Linked DNA regions of Homo sapiens: regions 2 and 3 are each linked to region 1. The links are chromatin loops, found by intact Hi-C in ENCODE. Cell type or tissue: OCI-LY7. All regions are shown on one strand.

Region 1 (5,000 bases):
AATGTAGAAACTTTGGGAGACATAGAAGGCTTGGTGACTTCTAAGTTATGAACTGGAAAAGTGCCTCATGCCTTATGTGAATTACATGGTATTCAAGTGAGTATTCCCATCCTATGTGTGTACCGAGTAACTTAGGGATAGGACACAGATAATGAAAATGAATTTGCAGTGTCACCTTTTCCATGAACCTTGATCATTCTCTTTTGTTCAGCTTTAAATTAAAAAAAAAAATCAATCAACTTTCTTTGGAGGACAGCTGATGCTATTTTATTATCAACTAGTTGAGTTTTTATTGCAATACATTTTGCAATGTGTCCTCTTTTGCTGTATGACTCGCTAGGTGAACCTTGATTCCTCACACTGCATCATGTAGCTGGTCACGTGAAACTAAGAATAGAAATTCTGCCAGGGTTGTGGAGACTTTGGGTTGATGGCATGAAGGAAATCAACCTGAAATTTCACATTCTGATTCTAATGAAAAGTGCAAAACAATCAAACCTCAGATAACCCATTGTGATACAAAGCCAGAGTATTTCAAACACATTTATGAAATTTATACACCTCCCCATCTCGCAAGTACAACAAAAGGTCATTCACCGTGACAGCTTTTATTTCTCTGTACTCAGCTCTGATAATCACATTTTGGAGTTCTGGGGACATGGACCACTCATGTGACCCAGCAGTTGCTTGGAGATATTTTTGGGTAAGACTTCAGACTAATATTACTGTGGCAGTAGAAAAAAATGTTTAAAAGGACAAGTAAATGGAACCACCCAGAACAAAATTTCTTACGGTGGTTATAACAAAACAGGGTAAATGTCAACTTGCTACATTTTGCATGGCTGGAATTGATTGGGATTAATTCAACGAAGAACAGTAATTTGTTTCTCTTACACATTTATTCAAAGTAGCCTTCTCAACTATGGTCTTCACGTTGTTGTAGCTTTTTTTTCTGAAATTATCAATGATGGAAGATGATTAAACAATTTCGACACTTAGAAGCCCTCATGATTTCAGAAAAGGAAACTCTTTTCTGCTGCGTTACCTATTGAGACTGAAGATGGCATCATTTTCTTTTAAATAACAGATGGGTAAAAGTGATGTCATTCTTTCACTTTAATATTTGAGAAGTGATATGAAGTTACCAGTGACATTGTGTTCTCATAGGCATAAATGTCACAAAATAATTTATCTAGTATCCACAATAGGTGAATAAGGTGTTTTTGCTTTATATATTTTAACTGTTTAGAGTAAAAAATTAATGTGGAGAAAATTGGAATGCAGTATTATAGGATTACACAACTTACAAAACATGAATCCACTATGTCCAGTTAGTGTGATTCAGAAACAGCATGCAGTTATAAAGCTGGGTGAGGCATGGGTGTCTTCCTTCAACAGGGCAGCTACTTTGTGAGGAGTGTATATATCATTTGATTTTTTTATAAGTTAAATTTGAGGCCCCTGTTAGATGTGAGGGTGGGCCAAAATTCCTGTGAACAGATTCTCCCCGTTACCCCGCTTCCTTTACTCTGGCATCTCATTTTCTATCCTTTGAAAACGGTTTATTATTCAATTGGTTCAACTGTTTGCCAGTTGAACCAATTCTTTTTCCAAAGTGGAGGCCCAGGAAAGCACAGTCCGAGAATATAGTGAGGTGCTATTTTATGTATGATTGTGGGAAATTTACTTAAATTTGGAGTGGGGTTGGGCAAGGCTTGGAAAGCTAGTGAGCTATCTGACATAGTTGTTACTACTATTTGAAAAATATCAAAACATGGAGGACTCTTTAGATAACATGCCTGTTCCCATTCCATTGATTTTATCTAATTTTACGTAGCAATTACGTTTTGTGCATTGGTTGACAAGCCTCTGTATTATCCTCAGAACAGAAAATACTGTTTAAGGGAAATTAAGAGCCCGCAGTTACTAAAGTGACTGCGCCACCAAGTGGACAAGTGTAAAGCCACTGTCTGGAGATGGAAGGATTCAGCTTTGCTTTATAAATGGGAATTTGACCTTTAAAAATGTCCCTTTTGGCACGCACGCGCGCGCGCGCGCGCGAACACACACACACACACACACACACACACACACACACACACACACGGCTGCTGCCCTGCAGATTTGCTTGTTCTTGTCATAAAGCTTTCATTGTTTCTCTAGCTCTAAGTAAATATTAATGCCTTCCAAGGCTGGCATGCCAATGGCTGCTATTAAGATCGTTTTCTCTCATTCTAATAACACACTTAGAGATGATTGGTAATAAAAACTCTCTTCAAGGCTTCTGCTTCTCCCCCTTCAAAATGGAGATCAAAGAATCATGCTGTGAGGGTCCGTCAAGAAGAAAAGACTTTCAGCAACAGAGCATGTGGTGTGGCATAAAATAATGACAATTATAATGTTCAAAGGAATAGCATAGAAATCACACAGTAAAACTTCTTTATTATGCTTTTCAGGGACTGGATGTTTTTACTTTATTATGTGAGGAAGGGTTAGATTACAGACCCTTAGCTATTCCACAAAGCAATAGAAGGCAGAATTTCTTCTTCCGCTACAGGAAGCACGCTTCGATTAAGGGCTTTTTCTTTTTCTTCTTTTTTTTTCTTTAAGTTACTGCATTACTATATCATACTTCACTATATTTACTAAAAAGTCATGCTGTTTCTGGAAGTAGAGTTACATCTAGGAAATACTAGGTGAATGCTGGTTAGATATGCATGTGTGCCTAAACAACACGTTTATTATACTCATGCATACTAGAAATAGGGCTGTATTTTCTTCAATTTTAATCAGTACTAATGAGAATAATAAATCAAAACAAATAGGAGAGATATATTTTGCCAGGAGGAAAGAGAACTAGTTCTTCTGTAAATTTTACTGGTGAATTTTTGGTTGCTGGTTTATTGGTAATTTTCATTCCAACACAGAAGAATCACAGAAACATTCATTTAAAATAATTTTCCGGAGTCAAAAACTTTTTAACACCCAAATTTCAGTTTTTGTCAAATAACATTTTTGAGAAAAGTGTTAAATTAAACTAATAAAAAACCTTCCCTCATCATTAGACTTTAATGAATATGGCATATAACTAAATAATTTTGAAGAAACCAAATTATAATTTTAAAAGTAATTGCCTGAAGCTGCTGTTTATCACATAAAAAGAAGACAAACTAGACATAGCATATCTTCTTAAACTCTAATCTAAACTCTATGCATTTGTATACCATCTTGATTTTCAAGATTGGGGAAGTGAAACGAAAACTATGTTCACACAAGAACCTGTACGTGAATGTTTGTAGTGGCTTTATTTAGAATTTCCCCCCAAACTGTAAGTATTCAAAATGTCTTTTAGCTTGGGAATGACTGGACAAATGATAGTACCCCTGTATGATGGAATATTATTCATCAACCAAAAGGAACAAACTATTGACACGTACAACAACATGAGAAAATCTCTAATGCGTTATGTTAAGTGAAAGAAGCCAAACTCAAAAGGCTACATACTGAATGATTTTGTTTACATGATATTCTTGCAAAGCAAAATTATCAGGACAAAGAAAAAATGCATCAGTGGTTGTCAGGGGATTGAACTGGGGAGAGTTTCTCTGCAAAAGAAAATGGGGACTTTTTTGGGAATGATTGAACTTTTTCTAGATCTTGATTGTCATGGCAGTTACACCACTGTATGCATTTGTCAAAATTCACAAAACTGCAGACTAAAATGAGTGAATACTATTATGTATTAGTTATACTTTAATAAATAATTGCTTGGGAAATTCATTATCCTCTAATTGTTAACTTTCTAACCAAACAAACAGTAAAATTGCCTCTTTTCCATTAGCTTTATGAAGTCATTTGCTTGTTTGGAAAAAATCCAATTATATTTTTTCTTTTAACTAAAATGTAATGTCAAAGTTTTGGTTATGATTCTGAAACTCTAAAGCCTTTTATTTTATTTTATTTTTTAATTCTAGATGGAAGCTGTATCCAAGGATGCTCCGGAATGTTGCTGAAACAGATCTGTCGACTTCTGTTTTAGGACAGAGGGTCAGCATGCCAATATGTGTGGGGGCTACGGCCATGCAGCGCATGGCTCATGTGGACGGCGAGCTTGCCACTGTGAGAGGTAGGAGGAAGATTGTCACCACAGGGACAGAAGGAGGCTAACGTTTATCGACCTCCTTCTCTGAATGCACCAAGCAAATATGTTCCTTGATGTTTTTACACTCAGAAACATTAAGCTCATGGACTCTATCATCAAAATACTTGTTCTTGCATGTCCTGCTCCTCTTCTTTCCAGCTGTGTGACTGGGCAAGATATCCTCTCTCTGCATTGGTTTCCTTGGCTGTAAAATAGGGACAAAAATTGTACCTGCCTCATTGGGTTATGGTGAGAATTGAATGAGTTCAGGTATACAAAGTTCATGGCAGAGAGTAGGGGCTCAGTAACTGTTGGTTATATTATGGGTATTAATAGTACTGTCTCAGGAAATGGATCTCTGACAGGTAGACTTGCCCAAAGTCACAGCTAGGTAGTTACAGAATTGGAATTCAGCCCTGTGGCTACCTTATCTCAAAACCCTCCTGCTTCCCCCAAACCAAAGTGGTTCTCACAGCCAAATTGCAAATGGAGCAACGTGGTTGGTTGTGTTTTCTTCCGTGGTTTTGGGTCATGATTCTTTTTTATGGATGAGTTATATTCCCAATAGAGCAGTTCCAGCTGTCTTAGGAGGGAGTGATGAGAAAATCAAATATGATGTAAAGAAATCTCTTATTAGGGCTAATTTATTAACTTTCCAGTTCTCTAGCAACTGTGAACATTTGAAAGGCTGTGCAGAGTAAAAAATCTCCCCAAATTGTGCTCCAGAAACTAATATAAAAGTTGGAAATGAATTATTTTGATGCTAAGCAGAGCAGAAAAAGAACACGACTATATAATATTTTAAAACATTTTAGTTTTAAGAATTAAGGATCTTGTGAATTCACTTCCCTTCTTGAAA
Region 2 (5,000 bases), 790 kb before region 1:
TCACTCCCTATCCCCTGCCCCCTCCTTTCCATTTAGAAATGCCTGATCTTAGCCCCTCTGCAGGCCTCAGACTCAGATCCTGCATTTTACTAAGGTCATTGGAATGCCCATCAAAGTTTGAGAAGCACTGAGCTATAGCTCATCTTCCATTGCAGGGTGTCCATAGGTGTTGTCTAAGGTTAGTAATTTTTTTTAACATTTATTTTAAATTCAGGGCTACACGTGCAGGTTTTTTTTTTTATATAAATAAACTTATGTCACTGGGGTTTGTTGTGCAGATTATTTTGTCACCCGGGTATTAAGCCTGGCATCCATTAGTTATTTTTCCTGATCCTCTCCCTCCTCCCACCTCCACCCGCAGGTAGGCCCCATGTCCCTTTATGTGTCCATGTGTTCTCATCGGATTCGTAAATTAAGAATTCACTGTACAATAAGAAAATTGTTAGGTAGGTGACCACCAAATGAAGGGAAAATTGATAATAATAATAAAAAGATTGCTTTGTGGAAATGGGCAGGGGTGGGTAAACAACTGCTTTCCTTCATCAACATTCTTCCCTCCCTCCCTTCTTGGCTCCTGATGTGTCTTAGACAAGCAGGAAAGCATAGTGCAGGGATTAATGGCTCGCGTTCTAGAGCCAGCCTGCCTGATTTCGAATCCCAAGTCCACTAGTTAGAAACCGGGCAACCTTGGGCAACTTACTTAATTGCTCTGTGCCTCACTTGACTCATTTGTAAAATTAGGATAAAATCAGTTCCTACAGCATATAGGGGTTTTTGATTAAAAAATAAGTTAATTTATGTGAAGGAGCTTAGAACAGTGCCTGGCAAGTGGTACTACAATCTCATGTTGCTTTTGCTATTATTAGCTATGACATATTACTTTGATAGAGTTTTTAATGAAAAAGAAAACCAATAATGCAGTGTTGGCACAAAATGGGCCTCTGTAGAGTGATCTAATATTGTCTCACATTTTTAGAAGAGAGAATGCATGGAGATGAGTTTCTTTTAAAAATTCTGGTAGTAATATTTGGGTCAAATGTTAACTGGGAAACATTCATTTGCAAATGGACTATCCAATTAGTAAGAGAGTTTAAAAATTATTTAGAATCACTGATCAGAAATTATACACAATTGAAATCATTCTCAGGAACATATACTTTGCCAGACATGGTAAGCTGTTTTCCTCCTGGAAATCAAAAATTGAAATGTAGTGAGGGAACATAATTAAGCAAAACTTTAGACATTAAAAAATAATTCTAAGAGGAAGGACATCAAGTAAGAGCAGCTTATTTTTTGTTTCATTTTTACTAAATTGTAGAGCTACAAGCGTTGAGACAGAACATATCTAACAAATTTGAAAGCAGATTCAATATAAACTTTAAAATACGTATTTTTAAAGAGAGACAGTGTCTTGCTCTGTTTTCTAAGCTGGAGCACAGTGGTGTGATCATAGCTCACTGCAGCTTCAAATTTTTGGACTCAAGCCATCCTCCTGCCTCAGCCTCCCTAGTAGCTGGAACTACAGGTGTACACCACTGCACCTGGATGTGTTTTATCTTTCATTTTAACTTGTTTTTTTAAAGGCGTGAGGTCTCTCTCTGTTGCCCAGATTGTTTCAGTATAAACTTTTGGTAAGACAAAATTCTAAAATTCCAGTTGATCTGCTTCTGATTCTCTTCTAGGTTCTGTGCAATTAATATTTTTGAGCTAATCAAGTTACTCGGGATGCCTAAGTTTATATAAATAGGTAGCTCTAGTGTTCCAAAATTAAAACAATGCAATGAATGTCACAGTTCTGATCATTTTTCTAAACGCCATATCTTCTCCGGATTGTGGAACATTTCATAAGCCATTTAATTGCCTCAAAAATTGAAGCTGGCAATTGGAAGGCACAAATCTACTTTTTGCCACTAGATGGCAGAAAGTGACCATGAGACAGACCCAGGAGAGTACAGGGTGGTGGAATGCCTTAGGGACCAGAAGCCCTAAGTACCCACCTCATCCATTGAAGATTTTTTACAGTCATCATCATCATCGTCGTCGTCACTTTCCGTATCAGCTTCTCCTGTCAAATTTTAATAACAGATCATCATGTCACCATTTCAACATTTAGCTTTACAGCATTTGTAACACATATTTTACCTAAAATCAATTACAGATTTCCTTGGAAGTTGGGCTGTTTAAAATTATTTTTTTCAAGGATTTAAATTTTATTCGTTATAGAAAATTATACTGACATTTTGAATATAGATTTTTTCCTAAACTGGATTTGTTAATAAATAGCACTTAAAATTTCAAAATTCTATTAAAAAATGCGTGTCAATATTTTTTCTCTATATGTTTTTAAACACGTGGCATTGAAAACAGTTTGCTGGCATTTAATACAGTTTGCTTTCTATGGTACATGTATTCTATTTTGATATACAAACACTCTCTCAGGGTCTCTATGACCCCGAAAACAGATATACTATCTATCCCTCCTTCATCTTTCCCTCCTTTCCCAAGCCGCGACTCTTCCATGCAATGCGTGGCCAGCACATAGCTCAGTGATCTTGTGTTGACATTTTTCCCAAGGCCAGAGAGGACCTTGCAGAAGTCAAAGAAGTTAGGAGCTGGGGCAGGAACTCTGGGGCTTTGGCAGCAAAGTCACTACATAAAAATCGTGAAGGGCCAACTTTATCCTATGATTTGTCTGCAAGCTTATTTGATGGATGTATTGTCATCACAACGAAGTGCATATCGTAGAAAATGCTGATATTATTTTTAAGAGGGCAGGATAACATGGGTAAGTCCTTAAATATCAGCATGATTGGAAATCTAACTCCATCAGAAATAATTCAGCTTCATATGTAGCCAATATACACTCATTTAAATGAATTGTTTTTCCCCTGAAGAATTAATGGACATTTCTGCTAGGTTAAATATTCATATCAGTATGAAGCATTACATTCTTCCATAGCTATGGGCTTCAGTCAGACCCAGAAATATCCGTTATATAAAAAAGATTTTCAAGTAAAAAGTCAGCGAGGTTGTTCTAAATGGTTCGAAAGTTCTAAATTGATTTAACTACTATCTTTCAGGGCTCACACAATGCAATAGCACGATGAGCCCAATAGATGGCAATAATGGTTCAACAATGAAGTAACTTGCACCCCTGCCCACTGCCAGCCTTCTGAAAGTTAGCTGCCCTACTCGATTTATATAAATGGAGACAGTACCACTGCACTGTCCTCTGAGAAGCTTATAAAAGTTTTCATTTGGCTGACACAGTTCAATTACTGAATGACAGTAGTGAAAAAAGTATTGCTTAAAAATCTCCAGGGGAAAAAAGATTTCTGGGACCAGCAAGGGTTTTTATGTATTGGATTGTTTATTAAGGAAAGCCACATACAACCACTTTATAATGCTGATATTGTGTTAGTTAATAAGGTGAATCGATTATATTTTGGATAGAAAACGTATCTTACTACAATATTAGAGACACATTCTTTTAGGGTATTGCCACTTAAGCATTTTTATAATGAAATTTTTGTCCCAAGTTCTTATTACCTTTTTTTTTTAAAAAAAAAAAATCAGAGAGGGGATTCTTTTAATTAAATAATTAAAAAATTGTTTGGCAGAGCTTTCTATAAAATACTTCATGGGACCCAACAATTCGCAGTCATTTCAAATAGCCAATCAGGTCATTCTTTAGTGTCTGTGGGAAAGAAAGAATTTGTCTTTCTTTACTGTAAAAAGCAGAAACCTGATTTTTCTCCTGTAAATCTTTGGAGGGATGTTGGGGGAATCTTGTTGAACTATAAAAAATATCTTAGGTTACCCTAGTTCCTTAGGACAAGTCTACTAGCAAAGGGCTGAATCCTGCAAGAGGCATCTGGCCAACAGGGGCCATGATAAGTAAACTAGCTTTGAAATACAATACCTGTCACGTTTTTCAAGTTACTTGAGTTCCCAGTACTGTGAACATCTACGAACCAAATGGTAAATTAGCGGTGCTCTTTATTCAGGTACCTACATATTAAAATGTCCAAAAGTTTCCACTGATTGCATAATAGACAACAGGGCTAGCTTAGGAAATCTACTGAATAACTAACAGATTGTTGCCCTTTCTCTATATTAAGCAATAATGTTCACTGCCTGTAAAAATCGTCATTTGTGTTATGCATCCTGTTAATAAGAGGCAGAGAACTGGTAGTGGGAAAGGCAGATGGTAAAAAACACAAGCACCCACATGCAAAGGAAGACAAGGTTTGCTTGCTATCATTCAACGGATAGAGTTGTGTTAGGAAATAGGTGTGAATGAAAGGCCTGTTAATGATACTCACTTCCAAACTTCAAAGAGAACATTTTTACTGAGTACAGAAATTATTTTTGAAAAAATGTTGAAAGACATGCACAATAATGATGAAAGTACACATTCAAAAGCTACAGGACAAAACCCTTTCAAAGAATTATATAACGTCTGTTGATAAAGATTTTAATCGAAACAATAAAAAAACAGGCAATTGAGACAGAAAAATAGAAGAAAAGATAAATCAGAGTCTCAGGCTACTTTTTTTTAACCCTGATTGTCCTAGAGTTTATATTTTAATTATTTTAAAATCTTATAACTGATGTATAACAGGCGTACAGAAAAGTACACGTCGTAAGTCCACAGTGCAAAGAATTTTCACCAAATAAACGTGTCTGAGTAAATGATATCCAGATCAAGAAACAAAATATAACCAATCTCTAGAAGGCTCTTGGGCTCCCTGCTGGTTGCTTTTCTTCCAAGGGAACCCATTATCCTGACTTCTAATAAATAGCATAAATTAGTTTTGCCTGTTTTTGTGTGTTATATAGGTTAAATCATACAGTATGTAGTTTTTGTGTACCTGACTTCCTTTGCTCAATATTATGTTTATTTATAGTGATTCATCCATAGTTTTCATTTAGTTATAGATTATTCTCATGGCTGCATATTCTTTCTTTGTGTGAATATACCATAATTCATTTATCTG
Region 3 (5,000 bases), 370 kb before region 1:
ACAACATAATTAATGATTAATTGGGATTAGGTGGGGAAGTGCTGAACCAAAAATAAAAAACCCACCAAAAACCCTCAAAAACTAACAAAAAAAACCCCCACCAAACCAAAAGCACAAAAAGTTCAAAACCTCATTAACATTAAAATACTGTCTAAATGCTAAAGGTGGGCAGTCAGGTCGTCGACAGATTATTCCAATTGACAATCTGTAGTTAATCAATGGATTGTTCAATTATTTAATCAGCATTACCTCTGTAGGTTCAGTATCCATAATTCATTTGAAGCTGACACCAGAGAGAGAAGGAAAGTCATTTCTGCTTCATTATTTTAGAACCAGTTAAAGCTGAATCCAGAGACAGAGCCTTTCAACTGACCCCTCAGAATGCCCTGCCTGCACCCACACGTGCCCATGCCCACCCCCCTACTCCCACTCTTAGGTCTCCAGGCATGCTGCCTTTACAATAAACACTACCTTTAGCCATTGAAACGTGGAAGCTTTTGTTAATTCTATTTAAAGACTATGCAGGATGCCAGCTAAATGTCCCGTTTTACATCATCCCTCACCAGACCTGACAGTTGGAAACACTTAGTTCTGCTCTGCTTCCATTGTGTTCCTGAAGTCATTTGAATGATTTAAATCAGAGATAAGTATTTGCAAATGAGCTGAAGAAATAAAGATGTATCTGAAAACTCGAAACCACCTTGTTAAGAATGTGCTCAGTTCTAGCTTAATTCTTGAGGATTTGGTTAATGCTTGTAAATGGCAGCAGCAGCTCTTTTCTGATGGTAACATTTCATGGTTTAGCTTTTAAAGAGTCACCGCCTCCAAGTGTTTTTAAAAATTCCGTTAAAAGATTCCTTAAACTGTTCACGTACAAAATTGAACAAAAAAATTGGGTAAAAGGAGAGTTCTTCATTCACTTTGCAATATTTTCATAACCAATATTAAAACAACAATAATTTTAATATAATCCCATTAGATGGGGCATCTGTTGTATGCCTGCACTAGGCTATTCGCATTACAGACATTACTTCGCTTGATTCCAAAGACATCTCACAAAGTAAGCATCACAAGCTCCACTTTACAGATGAAAATAACAAGGATTGCAGACATTAAGGAGCTTGCCCAAAGTGAGAAGCCGATCTAGGAGTCAATCCAAAACTTAAGTAAATCTGACTCAAATGAAACAAGTTTCCTTCTTATATTTGACTTGTGCAGAAGATTCTAGTTTGACATGACCACTGACCTGCAGGTGGCATTTCTGGGGCACTTCTAAATGTCTCCAGGAGTCCAACTGGAACCTCTCAGTCATAATGAATTCATTTTGGATGGAGAGGAAAAGTTGAAGACTTGTCTGAGACACTGAGTCTTTGCTCTTTCCACCCTTTTTTGCTCCTTCTTTTCCAACAAATCACTTACTCCCTGCAGCCAATCTTTGCAAAGTGCAACCCAGTGAAGCAATTCATTCTATAATGAGAATAGTCCATCGGCTAAACATCCTCTGAGAGTGTTTAAACTTCAAATGAAAAATGCATTAATCCCAACAATTCTTTAAACACCCCAACAGAGGCAGATGTAAGAGAACAAGTCCTTATTTTATGCTTCCGAAGCCCATTTCTGGAGGCATCCTAGCCCACCATCTGCTGCTGCTCCCAATCATGAGGATACCACACACATGGGTTCAATTTACCTTAGCAGCCCACAAGTCACTCTCCAGGCTCAGACTGTTTTCTCATGTGCATCTCTATAAAAATCAAAGCTAACCACTGCAGCGGCACAGAAATGAGTGTTTCAGTACATAATTCCGTCGCTAAAGGCTGAATCTGTACTGCAGCCGATGTAGGGTGAGGGCCTCAGAGTTGAGGAAGAGATATAAATAGCAAGGTTTATAGGGGTTCAGGGAACTAACCTTGTGGATGTTTAGCCTCCGAATGCCTCAAGTCAAATCATAAACCGGAACTCACCTTACCCTTTCTCTTGGACCACTAGAGGGCGCTAGTCGCGACTAGCAGGGCTGAGCCTTACAGGAAGTGGACTCATCATGCCTTTACCACAGGTGGTTGGCACCTGCAGGGAGCCGCACCTGGTTACAGACCCCAAGGTGTGTTTGCAAAATGGGAACTCCATGGTTTTGGCCCAGAAGCACACGAGTTCAAATCCTAATTCTGCTGCTTCCCATTATCTTTAACCACTTTGAGCACATTTCTCACTAGGAAGAGTATTTTGCTCAGAAAGAATTTGAAGGTTTTCCTGTCTCATGTGGTTTTAATTGCTGGCTATGAAAATATGAAAAACTGTCTTCTTACCAAAAGAAGGTCTTCTTCATAAAGCAGCAATGCATTTTGCTTGCTTGGCCCAAGCAAAAAATTCTGGATTAACCATTTTCATATTTAAGGTTCTCTAAAATATAGACAATAAATAGTTCTAGAAAAGGAATAAATGGCCACGAGTTAAGTACAGGTGTTCTTAATTAACAACATAATTAATGATTAATGGGGATAGTATGGGGAAGTGCTGGACCAAACAACAATAACAACAACACATCCTCAAAAACAATGATTGCTGACTGTTCAAAGGATTAATCAGACCAACTAATCTATAGTTCCTAGCATATAGCCAGTGTGGAGTAGATGATAGCAATGTCAGTTCCCCATAGAAAACTAGCAATGGCTCTTGTCTCCAGGACAGGTATGGCTGAAATAGACAAATGAGGACATGAGAAACTTTATAGTGCTGGGGTTAAGAGTGTGGAATAGTGGATTCAGATCCTGGTGAGCAAGTTTCTTAATCTCTCTGTGCCTCATTTTTTCTCTGTAAAATGGGATAATCCTAGTAACCAGTTCATACAGTTGTTGTGAGGATTATGGGAGCACTTAGAACACTGCCTGGCCCACTGGAAGCATTCTGTATGTATTGGCTATTTATTATTACAATAGTAATTAGAATTTACATAAGAGCAAGTGGACACACCCACACACACACACACAAAGCACTCTCAAAGAAGATAGGAAAAGCTCAGAGATGTTTGTCCACAGAAGAGGCCCCTCAGGGGGAGTGTGAGACCTGCCTTCCCCTTTTATTAAAGAGCTATCAAGCAGAAGAAGGTTTTTGATTCATTGTGTTTGGCCCTCAGGGATAAACCAGGCTCAATGGATTTAAGCAACAGGGGATTCGTTTTTGCTCAATTTTAAGAAAAAATGAAAACTGGCTGAGCTGCTCAGAGATGAAACAGGCTTCTCTTAGAAGGGGGTAGTTTCTGGCCACAAGAGGAGTTCAAGCAGCAACTGGACACCCCTTTGGCAGAAGTAGCCCCAGTGTACTGTAAGCACTGACTGAATGATGAAAACAGCTGACCTTTAAGGACCTTCTCAAGACTGAATCTTAATGACAACATGATAAATAATGAAGCCAGAAAAATAGACAGATTCTCCATAAAAATTGCAGGCTACATGATAGAGATACTGACAAAATGCCCTTGAGTCCATCAGATTTGGTCCCCATTTTTTACTGGGCCAGGACTTACTGTTTGGTGTTTGTCCATACCAACTACCCCCTTACAGACAGAGAGCTGTCATAGGAGCTTGCTCACTTCTTAGTCTGAGATGATCTTTCAAGAAAACAGCAAGAAATGCTATTCATTTGAGATGAGGACCTGGTTTTTGGTGAACCATTCCATTTTAATTCATGGCTTATTGGCAATCACTCATTTCCTGCTGGAAATTAATTAAGGCTTGTGTTCTGCAGGAGCTGGTGTTTGCTTTGAATCCTAGACCCTACTGCCAAAACTTTGAAATGACAAAAACACATCTCCAATTTGGGACTCGATGAGGCACATTTGAAGAGCCCCCTGTCGTTCTCAGCTATTCTAATCTGAACAATGTGCTATAAATGTTCTCAGCAACAATGCACAGGGTGGATTTCAGCCACCTGGAAGTGCCTGCTGATTTTACTAAGGAAGAAAAGTGTCACTCGGACTGGACATAAAAAGCCATTTCAAAGCGTAAAAAGTAGTATTTTCACTGTTTAGAGATTTTTAAATTACCCTCTTTATATTGTGCTTCTGTAATCCTTTTATTAAAGAAGTAATGCTCTATGTACAAAAAAGGATAGTAAAATGTCACTTAACTAGAACGCAGTATTCCAGTTAATGAGTTTTCTGTTTAACAGGGGGCCATGATTTATCACTTCCCTAGTTTCTTACCTAAATTTCTTTTAAAATCTATATTCATCTTTGTGGCACTCCTGAGCTTCTGTCTGCTCAGGAGGGTAAGTATCTCTTCTGGTAGTTTTAAGAACTAGCAACAACACTTGCCATAAAGGCAAATTGTGCCCAGCAACAAATGACTGAGGAGATAAAATCATGACCTTTACGTTGAAACCCCGGATCTATACAAAGAATAGGTAACAAGGAGGAAACAAGAAACATTTTTTCAGCCCAGATGCTCTTCTTATGTTCTGAGAAGCTGCTCATGGGAGCAGACCTTCTATTTCGGGGACATACAGAGGATATATAATATGGAATCAATTCTACTTTTACAAGGAAAGGCTACTCCTTACCTCTCTTTGTATAGATATTTCCAATCTCTGGAAGTACACAAAGCTTTGTCATTGATCCCTACCTCACAGCATAGCAGTGGGTACACCCAGTATAATCGGTTGCAATTCTATTAGCCTATTTTCATCTTCAATCTTATTATATCAAGACTGTCTTCCACCATCTTCAAAGATCCCTCCCAATGTCTAGATGTTATATTGTGGTATAATATAATATTTAATAAAGAAGATCATTCCTTGAAAAATAAAAGGGACCCTATTTTTTATTTGAAAAACACAGAAATAATTTTGTCTTCTGACACAATTTGTATATAGATAAATGAAGGGGTATGTTAAAAAATAAAATTAAAAAAATTAAAAAACTGAAGAGGCATTAGCGTATGTAACTTACATTGTATACAAGCAGCAATGATTGGAATCCTCTTTAATCAAAGAAGAAAAAAGTT

The links. A loop is a pair of places that touch in the nucleus more often than their neighbours do. Peaks named below come from ENCODE experiments on the same cell type or tissue, not always from the same donor. Only the 100,000 strongest peaks of a DNase experiment are listed, where the experiment ranks them.
Region 2: it touches region 1 in a loop (6-fold over the local background); 70 of 110 quality-filtered maps call a loop at or near these places.
Region 3: it touches region 1 in a loop (2.9-fold over the local background); 5 of 110 quality-filtered maps call a loop at or near these places.

The regions. Positions count from the first base shown.
Region 1 is chr20:7,933,610-7,938,609 of GRCh38, reverse strand. HAO1 (hydroxyacid oxidase 1) reads left to right here. Exons shown (of 8, transcript NM_017545.3): 2 at 3,975-4,126. Among named protein-coding and RNA genes, the nearest start is that of HAO1, 4.3 kb to the left of the region's middle. RefSeq lists an enhancer at 3,186-3,235. In OCI-LY7, CTCF peaks have their summits at 1,742 and 1,944 (motif pointing left); DNase peaks (open chromatin) are centred at 1,949 and 3,269; H3K4me3 peaks cover 1,186 bases; H3K27ac peaks cover 921 bases.
Region 2 is chr20:8,719,419-8,724,418 of GRCh38, reverse strand. PLCB1 (phospholipase C beta 1) reads right to left here. Exons shown (of 32, transcript NM_015192.4): 15 at 1,998-2,065. Among named protein-coding and RNA genes, the nearest start is that of RNU105B, 110 kb to the left of the region's middle. RefSeq lists silencers at 1,952-2,001, 3,003-3,297. In OCI-LY7, CTCF peaks have their summits at 1,700, 1,899 (motif pointing right), 2,917 and 3,120 (motif pointing right); DNase peaks (open chromatin) are centred at 1,938 and 3,138.
Region 3 is chr20:8,302,624-8,307,623 of GRCh38, reverse strand. The region is part of intron 2 of PLCB1 (phospholipase C beta 1); the gene reads right to left. Among named protein-coding and RNA genes, the nearest start is that of PLCB1-IT1, 56 kb to the right of the region's middle. In OCI-LY7, CTCF peaks have their summits at 1,800 and 2,002 (motif pointing right); a DNase peak (open chromatin) is centred at 2,023.